2 separate regions of the Homo sapiens genome follow, and region 1 is linked to region 2. The links are chromatin contacts, found by Hi-C in ENCODE. All regions are on one chromosome and are shown on one strand. Each heading gives the region's core, a stretch centred on a gene start or an enhancer-like site at or near the end of the contact. The rest is flanking DNA. Distances are from core to core; before and after follow the strand shown.

Evidence for each region. A loop is a pair of places that touch in the nucleus more often than their neighbours do. Pooled maps may share reads with other maps.
Region 1: a loop to region 2 is called in a map with no recorded cell type, with 5 times the contacts of the local background. The contact joins two enhancer-like sites. A Hi-C loop is called at or near these places in 2 of 37 single-sample maps with no recorded cell type and 9 of 50 pooled maps.

What each region holds. Positions count from the first base shown.
Region 1 is chr13:51,760,978-51,767,618 of GRCh38, reverse strand. WDFY2 (WD repeat and FYVE domain containing 2) reads right to left here. Exons shown (of 12, transcript NM_052950.4): 12 at 1-6,641. It also overlaps a transcript of DHRS12 not described here. Among named protein-coding and RNA genes, the nearest start is that of DHRS12, 40 kb to the left of the region's middle. RefSeq lists an enhancer at 2,779-3,098. Within about 2 kb of position 3,023, at least 29 of the 41 ENCODE cell types and tissues checked have a DNase peak (open chromatin) inside an H3K27ac peak, as active enhancers do.
Region 2 is chr13:51,499,476-51,505,924 of GRCh38, reverse strand. No RefSeq gene overlaps it. Among named protein-coding and RNA genes, the nearest start is that of INTS6-AS1, 49 kb to the right of the region's middle. RefSeq lists an enhancer at 3,276-3,425. Within about 2 kb of position 4,529, at least 3 of the 41 ENCODE cell types and tissues checked have a DNase peak (open chromatin) inside an H3K27ac peak, as active enhancers do.

The DNA of each region.
Region 1 (6,641 bases), core at 1,774-4,273, 260 kb before region 2:
ACTTTGATAAAACCTCTAATTTACACCATTTTACCTCTTAGTGACTCCAGGAAAAGTTGTAATAAAACCAATGAGCAGATTTAGAATACATCTACATACATTCTTGGTGTCCATGGTGGAATAAACGTAACTCATCCCCCATAGCAGAGGAAAACCCAGACGGCTGCAGCTTCTCAGTGGTCCTGGAGACACTCTGATCCAGGGCTCATCATCAGCCAAGGACCACAAGGAAGGGATTTTTCTGGGTGTGCCAGCCTGAAACATCAGCGTCTTTCTGACAAAAGGAGGCGCTATCAAGCAAGCACCAGCTCCATTTAACTGCATGCCTCCTTTTCTGCAGGAGGATGATGGGCCTCAGCAATGCTGGGTGTGGGCGACGCTGTGCTGGCAGCACCAGGACGGGGCAACCCAGCCACCCCCTCAACGGTGATTCCATAGCATGCAGGTCACTTGGTGCCTTTGCACCTATTTTTCTTCTCCATAAAATGAACCTCACAAGTTTTAAATGAGGCTTTCCCTGGCAGTGTTTGCCCCGAAGTCATTTCTCCTCACTGGAAAAGTTTACTAAGCACAAGAAAAAGCTGACTTACATGATGAAGGAAAAGGGCTCCATGGCTTGAGCCCGTGTGCTGTGCTTAGACTGTGGTGAACAGGGCTCATCTTCACCTCCAAACAGCAGCTCTCCCTGGCATCTAGACAGCAGGTGGAGTGGTCTGGAACCTCCCCCTCCCACCAACTGGACAGAACCCACAGGGCTAAACAGCACAGCAAGGTTGTCGGTGTGTGCGTGGCCACATGTAACCGTGATGGGACCATAGCTGCAGAAAGGTTTTCACAGAGATTTATTTTAAACCGTGGCGGCAACTCCGCATTGAGAGTTGTACATTGGTAATGGCTACACGTATATTTTGGTTAGAGGAAAGCACAGTGGGAAAGTGAGCGGAGTAAAAACATTCACAATATTCAGCAGCATTTGATTGGGGGCCTGGATACAGATGTTTCAATATCCTAGGAAATTCTTGCTCATTACCACCTAATCACATTCAGGAAGTCAATGTCAGGACTGGCAGGGAGTGTGGCAAATGCCGGAGGGGTCCAGCTAGACCACACGGGAGAAATCTGTTCCAATGTCAGGCTTATTACATTCTCAGCCTGACCCCCTGAAGAATCTCCTCACTTTAAAAAAAGAAAGAAAAAGATATCCATACGGTAATATGCCCACTGCAGCCAGGTCCAGACTTGGGCTGCAGTCCGGTGGATGTAGAGAATGGAAGATCCGTGTCCCTGGTTAGAAGTAGAGCGGTGGGCAGGCACTAATGTGGGGCCAGCACCTTCCCTGTTGTCCAGTTAGTAACGGTTTTTGTACATTTCATATAAAGATTTCCTTTTGCAAAATGACAGCACCTTGAAAAACAAAGTCATTTAAAAAGCAAGGCAAATGGTGTAAGACACAAATCCATAAGAGTACAATGGTTACAAGTGACGCTAGGGTTTTGGCCATACTTCATAGTGGCATATACTACTGACGTAAGGCTGCCATCCACTAAAATGATAAAAAGTGTATATGTGAAACATTTTTCAAATCATTTTCCCTTTTTTTGTGAGTGACAGCTCACCTTCTCATGCATCCCCGAGAACCAAGGGAAAAAAGAATCATAAGTAACAAGGTCAGATTCTCAATCTAACTTTTCAGCCAACCTGCAATTCTTGACACTTCCAAGAAAGTCAGATACTCTTCTTGACTTGTAAAGGTAAACATTTTGAGGTATCTATTTTTAATGAGATGGTACCATGATTAATTTCCACCCTTACCATCTTTAAAAAGAATTTTTTTTGCCCTACAAACTCATGAAAAGAAACTTCACCATCTTTTCTCAAAACCAAACCTAGCAGGCTCTAGATGGAAAAAGTCCAGAAAGCAACTCACTTGATATGATGGAAGACAACAAAGGCATGTGGTGATAGGCTCTCCGTTATCCAAGGGAAGCCAGCAATATGCGGGCAGGTCACTGGTGATGGGCTAGGCATGTCCAATAATAAACGAGACTCAGGGAATCAGAGAATCACAGGATTGGAAGGGACTTTAAGAATGATGATCAAATTCATCCCTCAAGCCTTTAATCTCCCTTTCAACATCTCTGGCAAAGGCTCTACACTGTGTGTTAAAAAAATTCCCTGGTATGGGACATGCAAGGAAGACATCCCATTCCAATTTAGGACCGATCTAATTTTTAGACACTGCTTTCATGTGTTAAACCTAAGTAGGCTTCTTGGTGGAAAGGAGATAATGCTTAAAGGCAAAAATACAAACCACAACCCTGGAGGGTTGACGTGGTTCTTGGTTAAGAAACTGAGCTGAAGTTTAAACAGGAATGCAGATGTTTCTGGACTAAGTTTTGGACATAGATCTTTGGGTCCTACAAGGAAAAGGCAAATGATGTGATAGCAAAGACAGGCGCTGCCATGCCCCTGCACGGTGTTCCTGCCTCCACAGGGCCAGGTCTCCCAGACAGACCTGTACCTGAATTGACGAAACTCTCTGCCTTCCTGTTGCAAGTGCCCCTGTAAGGAGGACCTCCCACATTGTACTGGAATCATCTGTGACTTGCAAGAGCAGGAAGTGGAGGGCAGCAGCTGCCTGTGTCTGCACCCAAACACTCGGCACCGCCTGTCCGTGCAACGCCACACTTGACTAGAACAATCCTCTCCTGCCACAGGGCCAGGGCTTTCCTTTTCCACAGTGGAGCAGCTGAGCCCAACACACCTTTGGCGTTAGTCTGGGAGTCCTTCCTGGTTGCGGGCCGTGCACTGATAGTCTCCACCTCCTCCTCTCAGACTCCAGTGAGAGGCTGTGCACCCAAAGATCCAGAATTAGTTACCCTGAGTCACCTTCAGTTAACAGTTCTAGGGATTTCCAAAGAAAAAGAAACTGATACTATTATAATATAAACTAATAGTAGCATTGGCTGCAGGAGGAGCCTCTGGGGAAACCCCTCGTGGTGAGCTGTGTGCTGCTTTCCTCTGAGGCCAGGGAGCAGCAGCATCTGATAGTGACGAGCTCAATTCTGGGATGGCAGCTGAGCCACTTGGCTGTTCTCCGGCAGCTCCAGCCCACTTGTGATCCCTGGACACACCACACTGACTCCAGCTCTCAGGCCTTTGTTTGTTTATGCTGTTTCTGAAGCCTGGAAAGTCATTTCCATTTTTCCCCCTTATGACTCACTCCTCATCCTTTAACACTGAGCTCAAAGTCCCTTTCCTCTGTGAAGCCCCTCCTGCCACACCTGCTGGGTTAGTGGCACCCTGGCATGCCTCTATCATAACCACATTGCACTGAAAAGACCCATTTACTCACTGTGTGACCTCTGCCCAGCCTGAGAATGGGCCTCAGACACCTTGCACTGCCAGTGCCTAAAGCCTGGTGGCTGGTGAGCGCTCAACACGGTTGACATGAACATTCAAATCTCAGGGATCATCTAGATAACTCAGTGTTCAACATGATCTTAATTTCTGTGTTTTCCAATCAAGTTAATAAATATCTGTCTTCGTACCAGGAAAAATTCAATATTATTTTAAAGGAGAAAAAATAAGAATGTATTGGTAAAATGCTTTCTCTCACTTCGAAATATCTTAGTGAACAAGAACACTGACATAGAATTAAAATTCTATGAACAGCCATAACCAAAGGAATCTCATTTAGTGAATATTTATGTCCAGTAACTGCAACCCACACTTAGAGCTATCCTTTTGCTTAAAAACAAAAATTTGGGCCTTAAGAAGTGATTAATATCAGGCAAAAATAAATTATACTTTTGTTTATTTATTCAGGGCCTTGCTCTGCTGCCCAGGCTGGACTGCAGTAGTGCAATCATAGCTCACTGCATCCTTGAATTCCTGGGCTCGAGTGATCCTCCCGCCTCAGCTTCCTGAGTAGCTGGGAATACAGGTGTGTGCCACCACACCCAACTAAGTTTTGAATTTTTGGTAGTGACAGGATCTTGCTGTGTGGCCCAGGCTGGTCTTGAACTCCTGGGCTCAGCAATCCTCCCACCTTGTCCTCCCAAAGTGTTCAGATTATAGGTGTGAGCCATGGCACCTGGCCTTTACTTTTATAAAATGAATCTCAGAAAATGAAAATGTGATATTCCATAAGGGCAGTGCTGTAAGCCTGGGAATCGCAGCCAAACGGGGCAGGGTGAATTTTAAGTGCCACTGGATTTCCATTTCAGTTTTGCCTCTGGGGTGGTCTGAGGGGAATGTATAGGAAGGAATTTATGTGGATGAAGGCAATAATTACCTCCCCCACCACAGGGCCGGAGCCAAAAAAACTGTCATATATGCTTTCGATAAGAGGAACAAAGCTGGTTCCAGAGAGCGCCCTGTCTCAAGGTGCTGAAAGTCTCTCCTCCCACTCATGCCATTACTAAGTAATGTTCAAAAACAGCTATTCCTTGAACATTCTTTTAGATTCTCTTGTTTACATCTCAGCCATATCTAACTGCCCTGTATAACTAATGTGTTTTCTGCTTGAAACACTCTAGATCTCTGAAGATCCCTTCCAGTTTTGTGACTTTATGATTTCTGGAAATAATTAAAACCAAATGAGAAACACGTTATGGTGGATTGACCCCATACAAAATGACATAAGATTCCAAATGCTTAATCTCAAACCATTTTGCTATTGTGAAGATACACTCAGGCAGTAATGTCAAGTAATGTCATTCGTTTGGAGGAACCAAGAACATGTGGTTGGTTTTGCCCCATCAGGTAGAGAACAACTCTGCGTATGATATGTGTAGATCTGCCACTTTCTCAGCGCAGGCATGTTAGGCATTATTTGTAAAAGCTGCTATATGTTTAAGTAATAGAGCAAAAATATATGTAAAGTGCAAATCCAACAGGGTAAAACAAGAATTATGAGAGTTCACCTAGACAGAACAAGAGCCAAGTGCTGGCGCCAGCTTTTACTCCTAAGGAATGGAGCCTCCATTTCCATAAAATGCTTGGAAGACACCCAACACCAGCACATATTTCTCTACAAATTACAAAAATGGGGGAGACACTTAATGCAAAACGCAAGAATTCACAGTATTACAAACACACAGTTGGTTTGCTAAACGCATTTCACCAAATTCAAGCACCCACACAGATGAGAGAAAAGGAAAGAGCAATGGATACCTTGACATATCTGGTTTTCTGATGATGATTCTCAACACCAGTGGGCTGTGAAGTGGCTTCAGCCTCTGAGTGGCTCTGTGGGCTGGGAGGGAGAAGGTAGAGTGGCGTGCAAGGTCACAGGCCAGAGCGACTGTAGAGGACATATGTGATCTGACGGGGACACTCTGCTTCCCGAATGAGGTCTGAACGCATCTAGACCCATCTCAGAACCCATACAGGCTTGCTGGGCGCCTGGGCCTTTGCTGCCCTAATACTGTGTTCCTCTCTCTGCCGGCAGGCCAAGCTCAAAGTTTAGGAAGGGAAAATGGAGTGATTCAGCTCTATTACTCATTTCCAACACACAGTCCTATATTACATACAACTTAGTAAGTGGCTGCAGCTTCTAGTAATAAACTACAAAATAGATATTTGAATATTTTAAATTTAATTCCCTTGTTAAAGTTCTCTCAAAGAGCAATCATGCAGAAAAGACTCAAAGTAGTTACAACAGTTTTGACTGACGCAAGCAAGGGTAGTCTGGACCAGGGCAGCGAGGCGACAAGTGCTAACAGCCTGTGCGGGGCATGCGTGTGTGCCTCTTCAGAGCTCCGGTCACATGGGCTGAGCCGGTCTGATGGCTCAAGTGACAGCTTCCATGTACCGTGGCTGCATGGGGCACATGCACTGGTCCTGCTTCCCAATGCTGGGGCAGCAGAATCACCTCTAGCAAGGCCCCATCCCAGGGAAACACACGTAGGGGCAGTACCTGAGGACAGCTTGTAGTACTTCCCCCTAGTTAGAGAAGTAATGAATGATTGTGAGGGCAAAAAACGGCTTTCCAGGAAAAGAGGGAAAATAATAGGGAGGATTTCAATTTCACTCCCATGTGTATTACTGCCAAAAAACCTGTAAAATCAGAAGAGAGCAAGACACTGTGGGGTGGGGCTTGGGTCGGGAAGGACAAGCAATTGGCCTGTGATCCTCAAGAGACTGGTGAGCTCCCTGATGCTCCCGACACGTGAGGTTGAATGAGCTGTGCGTGTAAAGTGCTTAGGAGGGGCAGGCACCTGGCGCAGGCTTGCCATTAATTTTTATTCTATTTTTACAGGTGAAAATAAGATTTTTAAAAGGGACTTCAATATCCTGAGCTGAATCACTACACACAAGAATATTTCATTTTCTCAAGCTTGACTGGATTCCCTTAGAAATAAGAGTTCTTCAGGTTCACTTTCTAAAGTCCTCTTTTCCATTCCCACAGAAACATAGCCTGCACTGTAGGTACCATTCTGTCTCGGACCACCCACATACCGTTTTAGTAAGAAAGTGTGCAAAGTGTTCTGATGAAACACATTAGGATAAAATGTTTAAATATCTAGTTTTTAAAGGGATAGAATACAGAGGGCGAGGAATACAGCAGGATTACAATCTTGCCGTAATGAACATGTTCAAGTTCAGAGATGATGTCACACAGAAAAACACAACTT
Region 2 (6,449 bases), core at 3,280-5,779:
AAGTTCGAGGTAAGCTTGGGCAACATAGCAAGTCCCTGTCTCAAATTAAAAAGAGAAGAGATATAAAGTTAATATACAAAAGTCCATTGTATTTCTATACAAGAAAATAAACAATATAACAAGCAATGAACAACTGGAAAATGAAATTAGAATTCTGTTTATGGTAACATTAAAAATGAAATACTTATGGAAAATTAAATATACACGAAACCTATAGACTGAAAAATATAGAAGACTGCTGAATTTTAAAAAGGTCTAAATAAATGCCGTGATATATCATATTTATGGTATATCAGACTTTTTGTAAAAACTGACAAATGGATTTTAAAAGAACCAAGAATAGTCAAAATAATTTTGCAAAAGAAACAGTTGCAGAAATTACTCTACCTGATTTCAAGAAGCTATAGTGATCAAGACAGTGTGATTTGTCCAAACAATGGGCATGTAGAGCAGCATAATAAAATAGAATACATAAGTAAACACATACACCTATGATAACTGATATTCAACAATGGTACAAATATAATTCAATGGGAAAGTATAGTTTTTTCAAAAATGGTACCAAAGCAACTAGAAATCTACATGAAAAAAAATGAACCTCAACCCTATCTAACACCATACATAAAAATTTACTCAAAGTGGATTAAAGACATAAATATGAAAGCTAAAATGATAAAACTTCTGGAAAAAATGGGAGAAAATCTTTGTGGCAGTGGAGTATGCAAAGAAAAAGATGTTTTTGATAAGATACAAGAAAAGCATGATTCATGCTATGACAGAAATACTGAACACGTATAATAAAATAAAGTAAAATGAAATTTTAAAAGCACAATCCATACAAGAAAATAATGACAAATTTGATTTCATTAAAATTTTTTTTCTTTTTTTTTACAGAGTCTTGCTCTGTCGCCCAGGCTGGAGTGCAGTGGTGCAATCTCATCTCACTGCAAGCTCCACCTCCCAGGTTCACACCATTCATCTGCCTCAGCCTCCCAAGTAGCTGGGACTACAGGTGCCCGCCACCACGCCCAGCTAATTTTTTGTATTTTTAGTAGAGACGGGGTTTCACCGTGTTAGCCAGGATGGTCTCGATCTCCTGACCTCATGATCCGCCTGCCTCGGCCTCCCAAAGTGCTGGGATTACAGGTGTGAGCCACTGCACCTGGCCTAAATTTTGTTTTTAATTAGCTCTTCTAATGACTTCTTTTAAAATACAAAAATGCAAACCACAGACTGGAAAAATATATTTATAACACATATATTTGACAAAGGACTTTATTGAGAATATAAAACAAACTTTTACCACTCACTATTAAGAAGAAAAACAACCCAATTAAATAGGCAAAAGATTTGAACCAACACCTCACAAAGGAAGGTACGGGGAATGGCTGGTAAGTGCATGAAAATCCATCAGGGAAATGCAACTTAATCATCAAGAAAATGTAAATCCAAATCACAATAAGATATAACTTCGTGTCCATTAGAAAAACTAAAATTTAAAAAACTGGCAACCCCATCTGTGGGTGAGGATGTAAAGCAACCACCAATTTCTTATAAAACAAAATGTGCGCCCACCCTATGGCCCATCAAACTTACTCATAAGTATTTCTTACCCAAGGGAAATAAAAATATATGTTCACAAAACACCATATATTAATACAAGAATGTTCATAGCAGCTTTATTTATAATAGCCAAAACCTGGAAATAACCTGAATGTCCATCAGTAGAAGAACGGCTAAATAAATTGTGGTACGTCTTTACAAAAAAAATTACTCAACAATAAAAAAGCATATTCTTCCAATATATGCAACCATGTGGATGAATCTCGAAAACATTATGCTGAGTGAAAGAAGCCAGATACAAAAAACACACACCGTATGATTCTATTTGAAATTTTGGGAAAAACAAACTAATCAATAGTGACAGAAAGCAGATGCAGGGTGAAATCAGCTAGGATCTAGCCAGTGTTGTCTTGCTAACTAGTCATGCAAGCTTGAGCAGGTCACTAGACCTTCCTGCTCCTTCATTTCCTCAAATATAATAGATAATTAGACAAACCCAGGTCATATGTGCTAGCTGAGATTCAAGGTCTCTTCCAGTGCTAAATTCTTGGTCTCTTCTGCATCCAGACCCATGGTGATATAAAAGGAAAAAATGTATTCGTGATGCTTACATTGAATTCCTAAAACTTAGTATAATTGTCATGAAGTGGTTTTGTCAAAGAAGCGAATCATTGTCTAGATAATTTTTCTTTTGCCAGAGAAAGTTAGGAATTAATAATAAAATAGGCCAGAAAAGTGAAGAAAGGGTTCTAACTGCAGTGGCAGGAGGCCTGGGCTTTTGATAGAAAACGCTGAGTATGGTGGGGAGGGGGGGGAGGGGGGGAGGGAGGGTGGGGGGGGTTAGGCTAAGTAGCAGAAAGAAGTAACAGTTGCAAAAAAAAAAAAAAAAAAAAGAAACACAACATGCAATGAAACTGAAGGCTCAAATCACCTTCCTGCTACATCTAGGAAACTGTAAAGTTAGAACCATTCATTTCCCCAGTAACACATTATTCAAAAGCCAAAATCACGGTCAAACAAATAGACCCCAAAAAATGCATTTGAATGGGAATTTCACTTGGGTCTTCTAGAAGGGACACCTTGCCTGTTTCACGACAATCCCATAAGGGACGTACTGTGCTTGTATTTATCCTCCATTTTACAGGTGGGGAAACCGAGATACATACCAGTGTATTACCCTTCTGAAAAACAAGGCATTTTAAATTTGAAAGCACAACTGGCCTCATGGCTTTAGATAAGGGATTGTGGACCTATAATAACTAACTCGCTGGGTTGTGGTCTGGATTAAATGTGATGATGTATGTCAAGGCCCTGGCACATATTCAGTTCTCTATAAGGGGCAGTTATTACTATTAGAAGGAATAATTAATTTTAGTTGGTAAAATTTCTAAGGTGTCTTGGAGGATGCAGGATTATAAAGATCCTTGTGGCAAGACCACTCAAGACAAAGGAAATTGCTTCAGCCAAGTTAATTGTGTGATGGTGGAGGGTGTATTCTGGGAATGTGAAATAAGGAGATGGTACTGGATTTGAGGATTACAGAAGAGATGAGGCCAGAAAGCTTGGTTGGTGCTACAAATTGTGGATAGCTTGTTGACATGTAACACCAGGAGGCCTAAAAGCTTGGATCTATGGTTGTGGGGGAGCGGAGTTGAAATTTAATGAAGGTCGGACATGGGAATACAGAAAAAATAGAACGTTAGGAAGACTGGGAGGCTCAACCAGGATTTGGCAACCAATATTGGGTAGGGGAGGGTGAGAGGGGGATTCTGGAGCTGAAATGTTTCTGAGACTTCAAGTATGACTCACATCTAGCACAGTTATGACTTGAGATCCAGTGCTTCCATGAAGAAAAGGACTAGGCTTGTATGGAAGGATAAGTTCAATTCAGGATGTGCTGAGTCTGAGATGGATACAGAACAACTGATCAGAAATACAGGCCTGGGGCTGGGAGATGAGTCAGCTGGAGGCAGAAGGGGAGTTGTCCCCTAAAAGATCACAGTGAAACTACCCAAGTAGATGAGATCATTGAGAAAGTACATGTAGCATGAGGCAAATACTATCAATATTAGTAAGCATTACAGGGATGTGCATGTGCTTGGGGGACCTTGTAGTGGGAAGGGCATCATACAAAATTAAAACATCTGCACCTAAGTCCTTCCTGGGCTTTCATATGTATACTCTCATTAATCAATCTTTAACACATAACATTGTGAGGTAGAAAAAAGAGAGAAGAAGGGCAAGCGTTTGTGAAGGTTCATATTTTTGAGGTTAGGAAGAAGAGGAACTAGAAAAAGAAAGAAAGATCAAGTTTTTATAAAGTTGTAGTAAACCTCCAACAGCCAACTTATCATTGTCAGACAGAGATCCTGCCTCCAATATTCTTGAACCTTAAATGAAGATCAGGACTCATACCTAAGATGTGTGTAACAAGCTAAGGGGACATTTGAAAAGTGCCAAGTACAAGGCATAGATGACAAACACTAATCATGGATTGGGCTGGATTTGGTCCAGGAAGACTCAGAGGGAAAACATGTGGGCTGAGTCTTGAAGGACAGCAGGGCTTGGAGGAGTGGAGAGAGCAGAACAATGCAGACCAGGGGGACCCACAGCCCTAAAGGCCAAGAATTTCCTTCCTTCCTTCCTTCCTTCCTTCCTTCCTTCCTTCCTTCCTTCCTTCCTTCCTTCCTTCCTTCCTTTCCTTCCTTCCTTTCCTTCTTTCTCAGAGCCTCACTCTGTCACCCAGGCTGGAGTGCAGTGGTGCAATCTCGACTCACTGCAACCTCCGCCTCCCGGGTTCAAGCGATTCTCATACCTCAGCCTCCTGAGTAGCTGGGATTACAGGCATGCACCACCATGCCTGGCTAATTTTTGTTTTTTTAGTAGAGACGGGGTTTCACCATGTTGGCTGGGCTGGTCTCGAACTCCTGACCTCATGTGATCCGCCCACCTTGGCCTCCTAGGCTTGAGCCACTGTGTCCTGCCGAAGCCAAGAATTTTCTCTGACCTCATATTTACAACCAATGTGTACCAGAAAGTCTCATACAAACTCACAATGCTTACATACTTATGTGGTCATCAGATATGGCACAACAGTGGCTTTGATTTTCCTTTTATACAGGAGCACATTTCAGCTTTTCTTCCAGTTTCCTATTTATTTTAGTTCCAATGTTTAGTTAATACCTTTGATTTTTAAACATTAACTCTTCTAATGTCAGATTCTATGGCATTCTGAATTATTGACATTATGCCTGAAGATTTTAAAAGAACAACTAATTCTCAATTACTTCCAGTTTACTGGTCTGAATGTTGCTCCCCTCCACCTGCAACTTAGGAGGGACCTTGGAGCAAGGTCGTGTCCCAGATTGTTGAGGACGTTTGCTGCTCCTTGGCTTCCCAGCTCCTGTTCCTCTTTCTAAGAGCACTGTGAGTTGCTTGTTGGGAACTAATGGCTCCTCACTGTGGCAGTCCCAGTGGGACTGCTAGTTAAGGAAACTTGCTTCTTGCCAAGAGAGTTGGCCAATCAAATTTTATTCTAGACTAGTGTATCTTGAGCAGGGTAAGTCAAGGACTGTGTAAAAAAAAAAAAAAAAAAAAAAAAAAAAAGGACCAGGATTTCAACAATGATGCTCTGAAGAGATCATCAACCACTTTCTACCCCAGGGCTGCTCTTTCTGAGTCTCACTCTTCAGGTTGTTTTTTCATTCTGGGAGCTGTCCCACATCTTTCTCTTCTCTCTTAACTTAGCCAGGGTCAGTTTCCATTGTTTATAAAAACCAAAACAAAGCAAAACTCATTCACTGACCTGACCGGAAAACGTGATATTTTCAATTGTCTGCCAAAGTTCCCCCCACTGATGTGGAAAATCAAGAGTGATAAGGATGGTTAAAAGAGAATAATTGAGATATTGCGACAAATGATACTTTGTTGGTTTCTCTTTCAGTTACTTGAATCACTGTCGACACACTTGCTTGAAGAAGACACTGGAGAGCCATTCTGTCACCCAGGCAGGAGTGCATTCATGATAGGTAGCCTTACTATGCGGTTCTAGTCTGTACCCTGCTATCTTTTCCAGGGGATGGTTTGTGTAGAGCATGTAGAGTGGCTCCTGTGTTCTCTGGCTTCCTGGTTGAGTTTCGTCCTCCCTCTGCCTTGAGAGAGTAGGGTCTGGGTGTGAGTTCTCTTAGCTACCACCTTAAGAGGTTGCTTCAGTCTGTCTATGCCTAGTGGTGTGCTAGTAAATGTTTAACTGGCTTTCTGCAAAAAAAAAAAAAAAAGTTCTGGTTTACAGTATTTGCTGATTACCATGGTACCGTATTCCCACCATGACCGATTTTAGGCTACCAGTGTGACATCATTGAATACAAGTTGGGAAAAGATGCAGTCAGCTCTCATGTGTCCTATGAGGTGGCTCCAGCACATAGCTGTGTGTGTGTCTCCCAGCATGACTCCTCTCAAGGTGGCCCTGCACTCCACAATTCTTTCTCCTTCGAGCTCTAGGAACTTGCATGATCCCTTTGTGGTCTGCCTAATCCCTGCACATATCTTTGTAAATTGTCCCTTTGTAAGAAAACAAACTGTTCATACACATCCACTCACGTGTGCATGAGAAATTTCACAAATTACCCTAATTTGAAAGTGCCATCACATGGTGGTGGTAACTAGCCTCCAAGGTGGCCCCTAGTGATATCTTTCCTGGTACTCATGAACTTGTGTAGTCCTCTCCCATAATGTATCAGACTTGGTCAATGTGACCAGTAGAATATGGCAGAAGTGATGATGCGTTACTTCTGAGATTAGATCCTAAAAATCACTGCAGCTTCCTTCTTGTTCACATTCTCTCTCTCTCTCTCTCTCTCTATCTCCTCACCCCCTCTCTCTCCCCA